2 separate regions of the Homo sapiens genome follow, and region 2 is linked to region 1. The links are chromatin loops, found by intact Hi-C in ENCODE. Cell type or tissue: endothelial cell of umbilical vein. All regions are shown on one strand. Links, peaks and the distances in the headings refer to the core of each region. The heading gives the core; the rest is flanking DNA.

Region 1 (8,747 bases), core at 2,974-5,473:
CAAAAACCCAGAAACTGTATGAGTTACTTATAGTAACATGAACAAGCTACTTATAGTTCATATGAACAAGTGCGTCGGTTTCTACTGGTTTGGTTGTGGTAAGACAGGCCTGAAGGTGACTTCTTCTGCTTAGACAAGGAACTGGCTGTTTACGTTGCCTCTAGTTTTGGCAAAGTCTGTGGTAGTCTAGCTCAGCTCAGAAGTCCTGGTTTATAGTGCTGAACATTTGCCTCTGTGTCTTCTGTGACTTAAACTCTTCAAACGGTGGTTCTTGAATTTTATTTATTTTTATTTATTTATTTTAACTTTTATTTTAGGTTCAGGGGTACATGTGTATATGTGTATTTTTATTTTTTTGAGACAAGTTCTCCCTCTGTTGCCTAGGGTAGAGTGCAGTGGCACTGTAACACCTCACTGTAACCTCAAACTCCTGGGTTCAAGAAATCCTCCCACCTTGCCCTTCCAAAGCATTGGGATTACAGTCATGAATCATTGCACCTGGCCTCAAATCGTAATATGCTGAAGAGTCACCTAGGTATCTTTTTAAAAACTACAAATGTGTATGCCCCATTATTGAAGATCCTGATTCAGTGATGTGGTAGGTTCAGGAAATTACATTTTAAATAAACACCCCAAGTGCTCTCTCCAAACTGGGGAAACCCTCCTGTGGGTTCTATAGCCAAGGTAGAGGGCTGACTGGGATTTGGGAATTGCTGGTCCTGGCCACTGGTGCTTTCCACTGAGCATTTCCAACAAATCTTAGTTTTCTCACCTGTAAAATATAGAGGGCATATGAGATCTGTAGGCTTCCTTCAGCTTTACCCTTGTATGATGTGTCTAGAAATAATATTACATGAAAGAACAAAGCAAGAAACAATATGTACATTGTTTCCAACTTTGTAAAAAAAAAAAGTAAGTATGTCAAGAGACTAGACAAGGTCAAAAAGATATCTGTGTAGTGGCATTATAGTGCAATTGCAGATGTTCTTTTAAAAATAAACAATGATGATATTAAATAATTTTTTAAAAATGGCGAACAACAATGACAGGGACATCAAGGAGGATGAGAACTAAAACAGAACTTTGAATGTGAATGAGATGATTATGACATCATTAGTGACAATAGAGAGAGCGACTTAGTACCACCATTGGTTTGAAAATCATTCTGGAGCTAAGGAAGAAGAGGGTGGATAGTAAAAGGAAGTAGAAAGAAAAAGAGTGAGTGTAGCTAAAATGAAAAGACAGAGTTAGGACAACGTATCCCAGGAGACACTGAAATTCGAAGCACATTGAAAGGAAGTGGACTTAACAAAAAGTTACTTTTTCTCATAGAGGAGGAAGAAGAGAGGATCTGCTACTAACTGTTCCTCCAAGTAGGGCACATTGGAATTGTGTCCCAAAGAGTTAAAGAAACCAACGACTAACAAAAATTCTTGTTTGCAGGACAGCAGGTAAGAAAAGAAACAACTTGCTGAGACTCTGACGCTGACATCAAGAAAAACCTGGCTAGAATCGGTGGAAACTAAGATGGCTGACTGGAGTTTGCACAGAACAAGCTTGCTGGCGTCCCAGCCCGAATTTCCACATGTTTCATACTAACTCCCCCCAAATTCACACATGTGACCCATGAGATAGCAGGAAGAAACAACTGGACATGCGCAGGGCCTTCCCAGACCTCCTGTTTCCTTTCACCAGTTACCTATATAGTCTCAGAATCTAACCCCTGAACCTTTTCTAATAAAAATACTGCTTGGAAGCCAGTGCAGGGAAACAGATTTGAACTTGACTCCTGTCTCCTTGAGAGTCCACTTTCAACATAAATCTTTTCTTTTCTCCAAAACCTGGTGTCACAGTATTGGCTTCTAGTGCACTGGGCACCCTCCCTTTTACTCAATAACATCAGTCAGCTTCTGAGTGGTGCCCACTCAATGTCTTATGTGAGGACACACTTTTATTCAAGCCACATCTGGGAGGAGAAAAATCTCCCGGCTAATAATCAAAGTTCCAGTAACTGAAGTGGGAATATTCCTTATAGAACTGACATCTGCACCAGCCATTTCCTAGGAGAGGGCATCACTCCTTACGCCATCCACCTTGAGGCTAGTGCTGCCTGACATCTGTGCTCAGTTTCACTTCTAAAATACTTTCAACTATGCAACTTAATTTCACCTCCACAACCCAGCAGGGTATAGGGGAGTGAGATAGGCCTTGGCATGTATTTCCACCTTCTCCCCACCCCACTCCTAAGTCCTCCCCCAGTTTCCTGCCAAAGAAGCCCATATACAAAGATCAGTAGCCAGCTGAGAAGGATTTCTCACTTTATTAAAAGATGGCAGGACAAGAACCCAAGTTTTTTTAATTCTTGTTATGACTTTCTTTTATTATTATTATTATTATACTTTAAGTTCTAGGGTACCTGTGCACAACGTGCAGGTTTGTTACATATGTATACATGTGCCATGTTGGTGTGCTTCGCCCATTAACTCATCATTTACATCAGGTATTTCTCCTAATGCTATCCCTCCCCCCTTCCCCCCACCCCATGTCAGACACCAGTGTGTGATGTTCCCCACCCTGTATCCAAGTGTTCTCATTGTTCAATTCCCACCTATGAGTGAGAACATGCGGTGTTCGGTTTTCTGTCCTTGTGATAGTTTGCTCAGAATGATGGTTTCCAGCTTCATCCATGTCCCTACAAAGGACATGAACTCATCCTTTTTTATGGCTGCATAGTATTCCATGGTGTATATGTGCCACATTTTCTTTTTTTAAATTTTATTATTATTATACTTTAAGTTTTAGGGTACGTGTGCACAACATGCAGATTTGTTACATATGTATACATGTGCCATGTTGGTATGCTGCACCCATTAACTCGTCATTTAGCATTAGGTATATCTCCTAATGCTATCCCTCCCCCCCGTCATCAATGCTGAGAATGATGGTTTCCAGCTTCATCCAAGTCCCTACAAAGGACATGAACTCATCATTTTTTATGGCTGCATAGTATTCCATGGTGTATATGTATGTGCCACATTTTCTTAATCCAGCCTATTATTGATGGATATTTGGGTTGAAGAACCCAAGATTCTAATGCAAAGGCCTGGTAAAAGCTGAACTGGAGGTGGTGAGCCCATGTCAAAGTGAAGGCTCCTCTCTCCAATCCTTCTAAATTTGGAAGGGGCACTCTCGGGGCCAGAGAGCTGAGCAGATCTTGAAAGGATCTTTGGCTGAGTTTACCAATTTCAAAAATGTATGTGTCTGCTTACCTACAGCAATGGGAAAGGAAGATGATGCAGGGGGCTATGCCAAGCATTAGTGCTGGCCTTCAGTGCTTCCTGTGATGTAACCCTGCTATCAAGGGTGGCTCTATCAGTGATAAGTGGCTGACCAACACAATCTGTAAATCCTTCTTCCTTTGGGAGGAACTAGCAAGGGAGAAGAAAGGGAAGCCAGAAGTCTCGGGGTAGAAGTTCCCAATTGTATAGGTCAAGATTAAAAGATGAGACAGGGAACAGAAACATTTCCTCTTTTTTCAACACAAAATAGGCAAGGAGGTTATTATTATCACATGATCCCCACTTTATAGATGAAGAAAAGAAAGAACAGAAACATTAAATGATGTAGTTATCATCACAAAGCTGGTGAGTATACATATCGGTCTGCAGGTGCCTCTTTCTTAGTTAGTGGTGCTGGTGGTGAGAAGATGACCACCATGCTAAACCCCCAGTTCCTGTGCCACCACCTGCTCAACTGCTGCCTGCAGCTGCCACTCGGTGGGGTTCCTAAAATAGCCATAGACAAGGAGTTCTAGCAGAGCACTCCACCTGTTTCTAGATAGGCTCTTGCTCTCAAGCCTGGTCTGCTATCCAGGTGAACTGTGAGGGGTAGGGGTGGGGGCACGTGTGAGCTAGACTAGGGGTTAGACTGGAGATGAGCCCACTCCCTGCGTCCTTTCCTGGAGTCTCATCCTGTGCTAACTGAGCCGCCAAGCCGTTTCCGCTCCAAGACCAGAGAAAGGAAAGGAAAGAGCCTTCTCTCCTGAGGAAATGTGCGGCTCTGGAGCGAATGCCATCCAGTTCCTGACTCAGCACCCTGATTTCCATCTGGGCGTTCACCCCTCCCTCACACAACCCCTGTGCTGGAAGGGAAGCTGACTTCACACCCAGTTCCAAGAATGGGGCTTGACTGACTTAAGGCTATCGACACGGCCACCCCACCCCACGAGTGGCCAGGGATGGACATAGAACCTAATTAGTGTTACTCAAAGACAAAGGCACATTTCCTTGAGGATCCTGGAGAAAACGACTTCATTCTTCCTTAGAAGCTACTTGAGGGACATTCTCGTCTCTTTGGATATGAGCAAGGACATCGCAGCGCTGAAAGCTACTTGCAGCCATCTTGTGGCCACTTGGAGAAAATACATGTTGTGTAACGCAGAGAGGAGAAATGAAAAGCCTCCGGGGTCTTTGCTGCCCTTGAGTTGCTGAATCAAGTCTTGACTGAAGCCTGATATCTTTAGGCTTTTCAGGTTTGTAAATCAATAAATTTTCTTTAACGTTCAAGCCAGTTTGAGTGACATTTTTGGTAGTTGCAGATTTCCAATTAACATGCACTGTAACACATAAGCATATTAGTTTAGAGAGGCCACAGTTTCCCCTAACCATGCTAGAGTTTTCTGATAATGGCCAGAGTACAAAGTCAGATTTTCCTGTGTCAGCCTCATGGAAGGGAAGAAAAAACCAAGTTTAAAAAAACTAAAAGGCCTTTGATGTCATTCCCCCAACACACACATATCCAAAGAAAAAAGTAAGGGGTCAAATATATAATATCATGTTCAAAATAAATTACTGTTATTATTGTTATTACTTTGTAAGTAGATTTTATTTTTTAGACAGTTTTAGGTTCACAGAAAAATTGAGTGGAAGTTTCTGAGACTTCCCATACACCCTCTGCTCCCCATATGCAAGGCATCCGCCATTATCAACATCCCCCACCAGAGTGGTGCATTTGCTATCATTGCTGGACCTACATTGACACTCACCATCAGTCATTATCACTCAGCGTCCAAAGCTTACCTTAGGGTTTATGCTTGGTATTGTACATTTTATGGGTTTAAACAAATGTATAATGACATGTATCCACCATTATAGAATCATACAGAGTATTTTTACTGCCCTAAAAATCATCTGTGCTCCACCTGTTCATTCCTTCTTCCTCCCAACCCCTAGCAAGCATGGATCTTTTTACTGTCTTACTGTCTTCCAAAGTGTCTATAGCATTTTGCATTTCCACCAGCAATAAAGGAGAGTTCCTGTCGCTTCACAGCCTCACCAGCATTTGGTGTTTTCAATGTTCTGAATTTTGGCCACTCTGATAGGTGTGTAGTGGTATCTCATTGTTGTTTTAATTTGCATCTCTCTGATGACATATGATGTGGGGCATCTTTTTATGTGTTTATTTGCCATTACATGTCTTCTTTGGGGAGGTATTTGTTAAGTTCTTTGGCCCATTTTTTAATTGGGTTCTCTGTCTTCTTATTGTTGAGTTTCAAGAGTTCTTTGCATATTTTGGGTACCAGTCCTTTGTCAGGTGTGTTTTTAACAAATATCTTCTCTCTCTCTCAGTCTGCAGCTTGTCTTTTCATTTTCTTGACAGTGTCTTTGGCAGAGCAGAAATCTTTAATTTTAAAGAAGTCCAGCATATCAGTTCTTTTTTTCATGTATTGTGGTTTCGGTATTATATCTAAAAAGTCATTGACAAACCCAAGGGCATCTAGATTTTCTCCTATGTTATCTTCTAGTTTTACAGTTTGATATTTTGGTCTGTGGGGTATTTTGAATTAATTTTTGTGATGGGTGGAAAGTCTGTGTCGAGATTCACTTCTCTGCATGTGAATGTTCAGTTGTTCCAGCACCACTTATTGTAAAGCCTATCTTGTCTCCATTGTATTGCCTTTGCCCCCTTTTCAAAGATTAGTTGATTGTGTTTATGTAGGTCTATTTCTGGGCTTTCTATTCTATCCTATTGATCCTCTGCCAGTTTTTTCACCAATACCACACCGTCTTTATCACTGTGGCTTTAGGGTAGTTATAGTAATATCATAAGTCTTGATGTCAGTCCTCCAATTTTGTTCTTTTCTTTCAATCTTGTGGTGGTTATTGACTGTCTTTTGACTCTTCATATAAACATTGGAATCAGATTATTGATAGCCACAAAATATCTTACTAGGATTTTGATTTTGATTGCATTGAATCTATAGATCAAGTTGTGAAGAACTAATATCTTGACTAATACTGAGTTTTTCTATCTATGAACATGGAATATTTCTCTATTTATTTAGTTTTTCATTGGTTTCTTTCATCAGTTTTATGGCCTTCCTTATATAGACCATGTACAGGTTTTGTTAGATTTATACCCAAGTATTTTATTTTGAGGCACTGTTAATATAAATGACAATTTCTTTTTAATATCAAATTCCACTTGTTCATTGTTGCTATGCAGAAAAATGATTGACTTTTGTATATTAACCTTGCATCCTGAAACCTTGTTATAATTGTTTATTAGTTCCAGGAGCTTTTTTTCTTGATTTTTCAGATTTTCTTTCTTTTTTTATTTTGAGATGGAGTCTCGCTCTGTCGTCCAGGCTGGAGTGCAGTGGTGTGATCTCGGCTCACTGCAACCTCCGCCTCCTGGGTTCAAGCAATTCTCCTGCCTCAGCCTCTTGAGTAGCTGGGATTACAGGCACACGCCACCACACCTGGCTAATTTTTGTATTTTTAGTAGAGATGGGGTTTCACCATGTTGGTAAGGCTGGCCTTGAACTCCTGACCTTGTGATCCACCCGCCTCGGCCTCCCAAAGTGCTGGGATTACAGGCGTGAGCTACCACACCTGGCCTGATTCTTTCAGATTTTCTTTTAGACAATCATGTCTTTTGTGAACAAGATAGTTTTATTTCTTCCTTCTCAGTCAGTATACATTTTCTTTACTTATCTCATTGCATTAGCTAGGATTTCTAGCATAATGTTGAAAAGCTGTGGTGAGAGAGTATGTGTTTGCCTTGTTCCTGATCTTAATGAGAAAGCTTCTAATTTCTCACCATTAAATATGACGTTATCTGTATATTTTTTGTAGATATTCTTTATCAAGTTGAGGAAGTTCCCCCTCTATTTCTCATTTACTGAGGAGTTTTTTTTTTCTTTTTCTTTTTCTTTTATCATGAGCAAGTGTTAGATTTTGTCAAAGGTTTTTTCTACATCTATTGATGTAATCATCTGTATTTTGTTCTTTAGCCTGTTGATATGATGGATAGCCTTAATTAGTTGTCAAATGTTGAAACAGCCTTTCATTCCTGGGATAAATCCCCCTTGGTGTGGCACACAATTCTTTTTATACTTTGATGGATTCAATTTGTTAACATTTTGTTGAGAATTTTTGCATCTATGTTCATGAGAGATACTGAACTGTGGATTTTTTTTTTTTTTTTTTGGAGACAGAGTCTCTCTGGAGTACAGTGACGTGATCTTGGCTCACTGCAATCTCTGCCTCCCAGGTTCAAGCGATTCTCCTGTCTCAGCCTCCTGAGTAGTAGCTGGGATCACAGGCATGCACCACCACACCCGGCTAATTTTTGTATTTTTAGTAGAGACAGGGTTTTGCCATATTGGCCAGGCTGGTCTCGAACTCCTGACCTCAGGTGATCCTCCCGCTTCGGCCTCCCAAAGTGCTGGGATTACAGGCGTGAGCCACTGCACCCAGCCAAGATATATTGAACTGCGGATTTATTTTCTTCCAATGTGTTTGCCTGGTTTTGGTATGAAGGTGATGTTGACTTCATAGAATGAGTTAGGAAGTATTCCTTGTGCTTCTATCTTTGAAAGAGGTTGTAGAAAATCGGTGTGCTTTTTTCCTTAAACGTTTGGTAGAATTCACCAGCGAACCCATTTTGACCTGATGCTTTCTGCTTTAGGAGGCTATTAATTATTGATTCATTTTCAGTTGAATAGATATACCCTTATTCAGTGTGTATTACTTCTTATGTGAGTTTTGGCAGATTGCGTCTTTCAAGAAATTGGTCTATTTTAGCTAGGTTATCAAATTTGTAAGCATAAAGTTGTTCACAGTATTCCTTTATTATCCTTTTAATGTACATGACTTTTGTAATGATGTCCCCTCTTTCATCTCTGATATTACTAATTTATGTTCTTCCTCTCTCTCTTTTTTCTAAGTTAGCCTGGCTATGGGCTTATTAATTTTATTGATCTTTTCAAAGAACCAGCTTTTGGTTTTATTGATTTTTCTCTGTTAATTTTCTGTTTCAATTTCATTGATTTCTGCTCTAATTTTTATTGTTTCTCTTCTTCTGTTCAGTATAGATTTAGTTCGCTCTTGTTTTTCCAGTTTCCGAAGATGAAAGCTTAGGTGATTTCTTTTAAATCTTTCCTATTTTCTAATATATGCACTCCATGCTATCAATTTCCCCCTTAGCACTACTTTTATTGCACTGCACAGTTTTTGATAACTTGTGTTATTTTCATTTAGTTCAAAGTACTTTTTAATTTCTCCTGAGATTTCTGCTTTGACCCTTGTATTATTTAGACACATGTTGTATTTGTATCTCCAAGTATTGGGGGATTTTTCAGCTATCCTTCTATTATAAATTTCTAGTTTAATTCCATTGTGGTCTGAGAGCAGACACTACGATTTCTACTTTTTTTTTACATTTGTTAAGGTATATGAAGTGGT
Region 2 (8,747 bases), core at 4,149-6,648, 170 kb before region 1:
AGAAGCCTTCTACTGCTTGAGGCCTCAACGTGTTCCCTGAGAGGCCCTGGCCCATGTGACTACCAGAGACACAGCACAGAAGGGCAGAGCCTTTCACACAAGATTAAACAATCCTTCCAACACAACGTTCAAGTAAACAGGATGTTTTCCTATTAACAACTGCCCCAATCACTTTAATTAACAGTGAACATGGCAATCTTTGTGTCCAAATACATATTGGGTCACAGCCTTGTTCTCCCGAAGGCCACAGTCCTATCAGGTGACCTTCCCCACACAGCTGCTCTCTTTAGTCCTTTAAGCCTGAGGATGGATGGCTCCCGACTGTCGCGAGCCCCAGAGTGCAGCATCACCTCTTGTTGGTGTCCTTCAACTCCACCCTTTATTAAACTTACGTGGCTGCCAAGTTTGACACTAACATCCATTTCCTGCTGGACCCTGACTGACCCAGAGGAAGCTTCATGTGACATGTACTGAAAGAGTTCACAAAACTGACAGAAGACAACATGGCTGGGAATTAGACAGGGGGAAAGTGACAAAAGATGAAGCAGGAAGGTGTCCAGGGCCAGCTGGATCATGGAAAATCTATTAAAGGAGTTTGGAATTTATTTCAAGTAAAACAGGAAGCTATCCAAGCATCCCATTCGAAACATTTTTCTTTTTTCTTATTAACTTGTATTTTATTGAACTTATACATACACAGTATCCAAAACATCAAATTGAGCTAACTATAGCATCAACTATACCAAAAAAATCCCGGCACTTTCTACCATGCTCTCCCCTCCCCCAGATGGAACCACTTTGAATTATTTTAACTGTTTTAAACTATGATATAAGTTTGTTTTGCATTGCTACAAAGGAATACCCAAGAGTGGGTAATTTGTAAAGGAAAGAGGTTCAATTGGCTCATGGTCTCACAGGCTGTATAAACATGGCACCAGCATCTGCTTCTGATGAGGCCTCAGGAAACTTCCACTCATGGAAAGCAAAGGAGGACCCAGCATGTCACATGGCAGGAGAGAGAGCAGGAGAGAGATGAGGTGCCAGGCTCCCTTAAACAACCTGCTCTCACCTAAACTCAGTACCACTCAAAGCCACAGGGAGGGCACCACGCCATTCGTGAGGGATCAGCCCCCATGAGCCAAACACCTTTCACCAGGCCCCACCTCCAACATTGGGGATCACATTTCAACATGAGATTTGGAGGGGATAAATATCCAAACCATACCAACTATTTACCACCACACTTTCTAAATATCATGCTTATGTATCTTGTTCAGCTACATGAATCTCAGTTTTCTGAACAAATGATGAGTTGATATTTTTTAGGTGAAAGAGGCCCAGAGGCAATCCAGGGCTGAGACAGCAGCTAGCTCCCCATTACGCCATCAAGGACCTCTCTGAGACCCCTCTTTCTGCTCAGCCTCCTTGACATGTGACTTTCTTTCTCATGCTTATGGCCTCGGAGTCTCAAGAGAGATGTGCTCCCTCTGGCTATGCAACTGTGTTCCAGGCAAGAAGACGAAGGGCAAAGAGTGAGAGGCGAAGTCACGTTCCAGGCACATCTGCCCACTTCTAACAAGGCTTCCGGGAAGCCCCACCCAGTGACTTCTGATCATGCAGCACTGGCCAGAATGTGTAACACAACCATTCTTAGTGGCAGTAAAAGCAGGAAAATTCATATATTTTTTCCAGTAAGCATATTGCCACCCTACATTGTTAGTAGGAAGGATTCTGAGTAGGTCGCCAACAATGTTTACAACACTGTTATTTCTTGGTTTATCCATCTTGGTATTTTCTATTAATTTCCTAGGTTGGTAGTAGAAGATTTCATTCTCTTCACACAGTTCATTTTCCTTTACTACATTTTCTCATTATAATTATGTACAGTTTTTAAATCAAGTTAGTGTTTGCATTACTAATTAAATTTTAATATCTGTTGAGCCAAGTAGTACACCTTCCTTTCTCTGCCCAAAAAATGTATAAATTTTTTGTTTTACTAAAATTAATAATTGTCTTTATTTGCTTGGTTTTCTGTGTATTTATCTTTAATTTGTTGACATCCTCTATCATATCTGCCAAATTTCTCCAAATTTTATTTTCCAAAATACCAGCACTATCAGACAATGTGCCAAGTCTCTCTTCATGCCTGCAGAAATCTTTCCCAGAATCCTTTATTCATGTATTCCTGTTGGCAATGATTGCTTTCTAACCATGGATCAGCTATCAACATGGGACTCCTTCACCACTACCCTAGGAAACATCTATTGTTTTCACTGCCCACTTGGCCCAAGCATATCTTCTAAAAACTTTCTAAGAAAGGGAAGAAAGGCTGGGTGTGGTGGCTTACACCTGTAATCCTAGCATTTGGGAGCCTAAGGCAGGAGAATCACTTTGAGACCAGCTTGGGCAACAAAGGGAGACCCATCTCTATGAAAAAAAATTAAAAATTAGCTGGGCATGGTGGTGTGCACCTGTAGTCCCAGCTACTTGGGAAGCTAAAGTGGGAGGATCACATAAGCCTAGGAGTTCGAGGCTGCAGTGAGCTATGACTATGATCACACCACTGCACTCCAGCCTAGGTGACAGAGCAAGACCCTGTCTCAAATAAATACATAAAATGGAAAAGAAAATTTTATTTTTACTTCTTGCATATCTAAAAATGTATTCATTCTATCTTTACATTTGTTGGATTATTTGGATGGGTTTAGAATTTTAGATTTATAATAATTTTCCACCAGAACTTTAAAGTCTATTACTTGCTGGTTTTTTGTAACTACAGAGTTCAGTGCCATTATAATTCATAATACATGCTATGTTATCTGTTTTTCTCTCTTCTTTCTTCTTAAAATCATCCCTTTATAATGGTGTTATAACATGACTTTGGGTAGGTAGGATTAGGGACTCTTACTCTTTTTTAACTTTCATTTTAAGTTCGGGGTACATGTGCAGGTTTGTTACATAGGTAAGCTTGTGTCATGGGAGTTTGTTGTACAGATTATTTAATCATCCAGGTATTAAACCTAGTACCCAATAGTTATTTTTACTCATCCTCTTTCCCTCCTCCCACCCTCCACCCTCCAACAGGCCCCTGTGTGTGTTGTCCCCCTCTATGTGTCCATGTGTCTTCGTCATTTAGCTTCCACTTATAAGTGAGAACATGTGGTATCTGGTTTTCTGTTTCTGTGTTAGTTTGCTAAGGATAATGGCCTCCAGCTCTATCCAAGTCCCTGCAAAAGACATGATCTCATTTTTTTTATGGCTGCACAGTATTCCCTGGTGTATATGTACCACATTTTATTTAGCCAGTCTATCACTGATGGGCATTTGGGTTGATTCCATGTCTTTGCTATTGTGAGTAGTGTCACAACGAGCATATGCATGCATGTGTCTTTATAACAGAATGATTTATATTCCTTTGGGTATACACCCAGTAATGGCACTGCTGGGTCGATTGGTATTTCTATGTTTAGGTCTTTAAGGAATTGTCACACTGTCTTCCACAATGGCTGAACTAATTTACACTCCCACTAACAGTGTAAAAGCATTCCTTTTTCTCCACAATCTTGCTGGCATCTGTTGTTGTTTTTTATTTGTTTGTTTGTTTTGACTTTTTGTAATAGCCATTCTGACTGGGGTGAGATGGTATCTCATTGTGGTTTTGATTTGCATTTCTCTAATAAGTAGTGATGTTGAGCTTTGTTTTCATGTTTGTTGGCCACATGTGTGTCTTCTTTTGAAAAGTGTCTCTTCATGTCCTTTGCTCACTTTTTAATGGGGTTGATTTTTTCTTGTAATTTGTTTAAGTTCCTTATAAATGCTGGATATTAAACCTTTGTCAGACGCATCGTTTGCAAAAATTTTCTCTCATTCTGTAGGTTGTCTGCTTACTGTGTTGATAGGGTTTGTTTCTGTTTTTGTTTTTTGCTGTGCTATTTAGTTTAGTTAGATCCCATTTGTCAATTTTGCTTTTGTTGCAATTGCTTTTGGAATCTTCATCATGAAATCTTTGCCTGTGCCTATGTTGTGAATGGTATTGCCTAGACTTTCTTCTAATGTTTTTATAGTTTGGGGTTTTACATTTAAAGATGGTTTTTAATCCATCTTGAGACAATTTTCGTATAAGGTGTAAGGAAGGAGTCCAGTTTCAATCTTCTGCATATGGCTAGCCAGCTACCCCAGCACCATTTATTGAATAGGGAATCCTTTCTCCATTACTTGTTTCTGTCAGACTTGTCAAAGATCAGATGGTTGTAGGTATGCGGTCTTATTTCTGAGTTCTCTATTCTGTGGCATTGGTCTCTGTGTATGTTCTTATACCAATACCTTGCTGTTTTGGTTACTGTAGCCCTGTAGTATAGTTTGCAGTCAGGTAGCATGATGCCTCCAGTTTGTTCTTTTTGCTTAGGATTGCCTTGGCTATTCAGGCTCACTTTTGGTTTCATACAAATTTTAAAATAGTTTTTTCTAGTTCTGTGAAGAATCTCAATGGTAGTTGAATAGGAATAGTATTGAATCTATAAATTGCTTTGGGCAGTATGGCCATTTAACAATATTGACTCTTCCTATACATGAGCATGAAATGTTTTCCCATTTGTTTGTGTCAGCTCTGATTTCTTTGAGCAGTGTTTTGTAGTTCTCCTTATAGAGATCTTTCACCTCCCTAGTTAGGTGTATTCGTAGGTATTTTATTCTTTTTGTGGCAGTTGTGAATAGGAGTTTGTACCTGTTTTGGCTCTTGGCTTGACTGTTGTTGCTGTGTAGGAATGCTAGTGATTTTTTGCACATTGATTTTGTAACCTGAGACTTTGCTGAAGTTCTTTTAACAGCTTAAGAAGCTTTTGGGCTGAGGCTATGGGGTTTTCTAGATATAGCATCATATTGTCTGCAAACAGGGATAGTATGACTTCCTCCCTTTCTATTTGGATGCCTTTATTTATTTCTCTTGCCTGATTGCCCTGGCCAGGACTTCCAATACTATGTTGAATAGGAGTGGCGAGAGAGGGCATCCTTGTCTTGTGTTGGTTTTCAAGGGGAATGCTTCCAGCTTTTGCCCATTCAGTATGATGTTGGCTATGGGTTTGTCATATATGGCTCTTATTTTGAGGTATGTTCCTTCAATATCTAGTTTGCTGAGAGTTTTTAACATGAATGGATGTTGAATTTTACAAAAAGCCTTTTCCATATTTATTGAGATAATCATGTGGTTTTTGTCTTTATCTCTTTTATGTGATGAATCAATCACATTTATTGATTTGTGTATGTTGAACTAACCTTGCATCCCAGGGATAAAGCCTACTTAATCATGGTGGATAAGCTTTTTGATGTGCTGCTGTATTTGATTTGCAAGTATTTTGTTCAAGATTTTTGCATCGATGTTCATCAAGAATATCAGCCTGAAGTCTTATTTTTTTATTGTTGTTGTCTCTCTACCAGGTTTTGGTATCAGTATGAAGCTGGCCTCATAGAATGAGGGAGGAGTCCCTCCTCCTCAATTTGTTGGAGTAGTTTCAGTAGGAATGGTACCAGCTCTTGTTTGTACATCTGGTAGAATTCACCGATGAATCTGTCTGCTCCTGAGCTGCTTTTTTTTTTTTTTTTTTGGTTGGTTGGCAGGCTATTATCACTGCCTCAATTTCAGAGCTTGTTACTGGTCTGTTCAGGGATTCAATTTTTTCCTGGTTCAGTCTTGGGAGTGTGTATGTGTCCAGGAATTTATCCATTTCTTTTAGATTTTCTAGTTTATGTACATAGAGGTGTTTATAATATTCTGTGGTCATCGTTTGTATTTCTTATGGGTCAGTGGTAATATTCCCCTTGTCATTTCTGATTGTGTTTATTTGAATCTTTTCTTTTTTCTTAGTCTAGCTAGTGGTCTATTTTATTAATTTTTTCAAAAAACCAGCTCCTGGATTTGTTGATCTTTTGCAGGGTTTTTTTGTGTCTCAATCTCCTTCAGTTCAGCTCTGATTTTGGTTATTTCTTGCCTTCTGCTAGCTTTGGGATTTGTTTGCTTCTGGTTCTCTAATTCTTTTAGTTGTGATGTTAGGTTGTTAATTTGAGACCTATCTAACTTTTTGATATGGGTGTTTAGTGTTATTAATTTCCCTCTTGACACTGCCTTAGCTGTGTCCCAGAGATTCTGGTATGTGATATCTTTGTCCTCATTAGTTTCAAAGAACTTCTTGATTTCTGCCTTAATTTCATTATTTACCCAAAAGCCATTCAGTAGCAGGTTATTCAATTTCCATGTAATTGTATAGTTGTGGGTGAATTTCTTAGTCTTGATTTCTAATTTGATTGTGATGTGGTCCAAGAGTCTGTCTTTCATGATTTCAGTTCTTTTGCATTTGCTGAGGAGTGTTTTACTTCCAATTATGTGATCGATTTAAAAGTATGTGCCATGTGGCAATGAAAATAATATATATTCTGTTGTTTCTGGGTGGAGAGTTACATAAATATCTATCAGGTCTATTTGATCCAGTGCTGAGTTCAGTTCCTGAATACCTTTGTTAATTTTCTGTCTTAATGATCTGTCTAATACTGTCAGTGGGGCATTAAAGTCTCTGACAGTTATTGCATGAGAGTCTAAGTCTCTTTGAAGGTCTCTAAAAACTTGCTTTATGAATCTGGGTGCTCCTGTGTTGGGTGTATATGTATTTAAGTTGGCTAGATCTTCTTGTTGAATTGAACTCTTTACCATTTGAACTTTTTAACTTCTTTTTTTTTTTTTTTTTTAATATTTCTTGGTTTAAAGTCTGTTTTGTTAGAAACTAGGACTGCAACCCCTGCTTTTTTTCTGTTTTCCATTTGCTTGGTAGATTTTTCTCCATTTCTTTATTTTGAGCCTATGTGTGTCATTGCATGTGAGATGGATCTCTTGAAGACAGCATACCAATAAATCTTTGTTCTTTACCCAGCTTGCCATTTTGTGTCTTTTAAATGGGGCATTTAGCCCATTTACATTCAAGGTTATTATTGGTATATGGGGATGTAATTCTGTCATCATGATGTTGGCTGGTTATTTCACAGACTTGTTTATATGGTAGCTTTATAGTGTCACTGCTCTGTGTACTTCAGTGTGTTTTTTAGTGGCTGGTAACAGTCTTTCCTTTCCATATTGCTTCCTTCAGGAGCTCTTGTAAGGCAGATCTGGTGGTAAGAAATTCCCTCAGCATTTGCTTGTCTGAAAAGGATCTCATTTCTCCTTTACTTATGAAGCTTAGTTTGGCTAGATATGAAATTCTAGGTTGGAATTTCTTTTCTTTAAGAAATTTTGAATATTGACCCTCAATCTCCTCTGGCTTGTAGGGTTTCAGCTGAGAGGTCTGCTGTTCATCTGATGGGCTTCCCTTTGTATATGACCTGGCCTTTCTCTCTGGCTGCCTTTAACATTTTTTCTGTCATTTTGACCTTGGAGAATCTGATGATCATATGTCTTGGGGATAATCTTTTTGTGAAGTATTTTACTGGGGTTCTCTGCATTTCCCGAATTTGAATGTTGGCCTCTCTAGCTAGGTTGGGGAAGTTCTCATGGCTGATATCCTGAAATACGTTTTCCAAGTGGGTTCCATTCTCCCCATTTCTTTCAGGTACACCAATCAGTTGTAGATTCAGTCTCTTTACATAATCCCACATTTATCAGAGGTTTTGTTCATTCCTTTTTTTTTCTCTCTATTCTTGTCTGCCTGTCTTATTTCAGAAAGCCAGTCTTCAAGCTCTGAGTGTTTCCTCTGCTTGGTCTATTCTGCTATTAATACTTGCATTATGAAATTCTTATAGTGTGTTTTTCAGTTCTATCAGGACAGCTACATTCTTCTGTATACTGGCTATTTTGTGTGTCAGTTCCTGCAATGCTTTATCATAATTTTTAGCTTCCTTGTATTGGGTTACAACATACTCCTGTAGTTCATTGAACTTCATACCTGTCCATATACTAAATTCTACTTCTGTCATTTCAGCCATCTCAGCCTCAGCTGGGTTTCAAACTCTTGCTAGAGAGATGATGCTATCCTTTGGAGGAAAGAAGGCACTCGAGCTTGTTGAGTTTTCAGCATTCCTTGCGCTGATTATTTCTCATCTTTGTGGGCTTATCTACCTTCAATCTTTGAATTTTTTTCCTTTGTCCTATTTGATGATTTTGAGGGTCTGATTGTGATATAAAGCATATTAAGCCAGCTGGCTTCATTTCTGGGAGATTTTAGGGGGCCAACACTCAGCTCCCAACTCCTGGAGTGCATGTTCTAATGTAGGGGACTTGTACTGGGCCTGACTTTGTTCTCTAGCTCCTCAAGGTTTGGAGTCCACTGTGCTGGGGGTGCCAGGGTGTGGCAGCAACAGCATAGTGCTAGAGAATGTGGGGGTACCTGCTTCCCTGGTGGGCGTTCACCACAGCGATAGAGGCAAGGCAGTTGGTGAGGGTGTGGGGGGGCCCTGCTGGAGACTGTGTGTGCTGTTGCACTGGAGGTGGCATTGGCTTGGGGTGGCACAGGTCTGGATGCCTTCTCTGTGCCCCATAAGCAGGAGTGATCACTCAGGGTATAGGAGGATCCCCTGTTTTCAGTACAGGATTTGTGCAAGGGTGGGGCTCTGGCTAGGTGGGGCTTCCTGGCTCTGTGCTGGCCAAAGATTTGTCTGCAACAGCCATCACTGGGGGTTGGGGGGTTGCATACTGCACTGCTACTGGCAGGGCAAATGAAGCAAAACCCACCCCTGCAGACACACATCAATGAAGTGATGTGGGCAGTTGC

Evidence for each region. Peaks named below come from ENCODE experiments on the same cell type or tissue, not always from the same donor. Only the 100,000 strongest peaks of a DNase experiment are listed, where the experiment ranks them.
Region 2: a loop joins it to region 1, with 2.6 times the contacts of the local background. A loop is called at or near these places in 1 of 110 quality-filtered maps.

What each region holds. Positions count from the first base shown.
Region 1 is chr11:114,336,061-114,344,807 of GRCh38, reverse strand. No RefSeq gene overlaps it. Among named protein-coding and RNA genes, the nearest start is that of NNMT, 44 kb to the right of the region's middle. In endothelial cell of umbilical vein, for the core only: a CTCF peak has its summit at 4,410 (motif pointing left); a DNase peak (open chromatin) is centred at 4,267; H3K4me3 peaks cover 372 bases; H3K27ac peaks cover 414 bases.
Region 2 is chr11:114,504,101-114,512,847 of GRCh38, reverse strand. It overlaps a transcript of NXPE2 not described here and the pseudogene NXPE2P1. Among named protein-coding and RNA genes, the nearest start is that of NXPE1, 51 kb to the left of the region's middle. In endothelial cell of umbilical vein, for the core only: no CTCF peak of the experiment used is centred there; no DNase peak of the experiment used is centred there.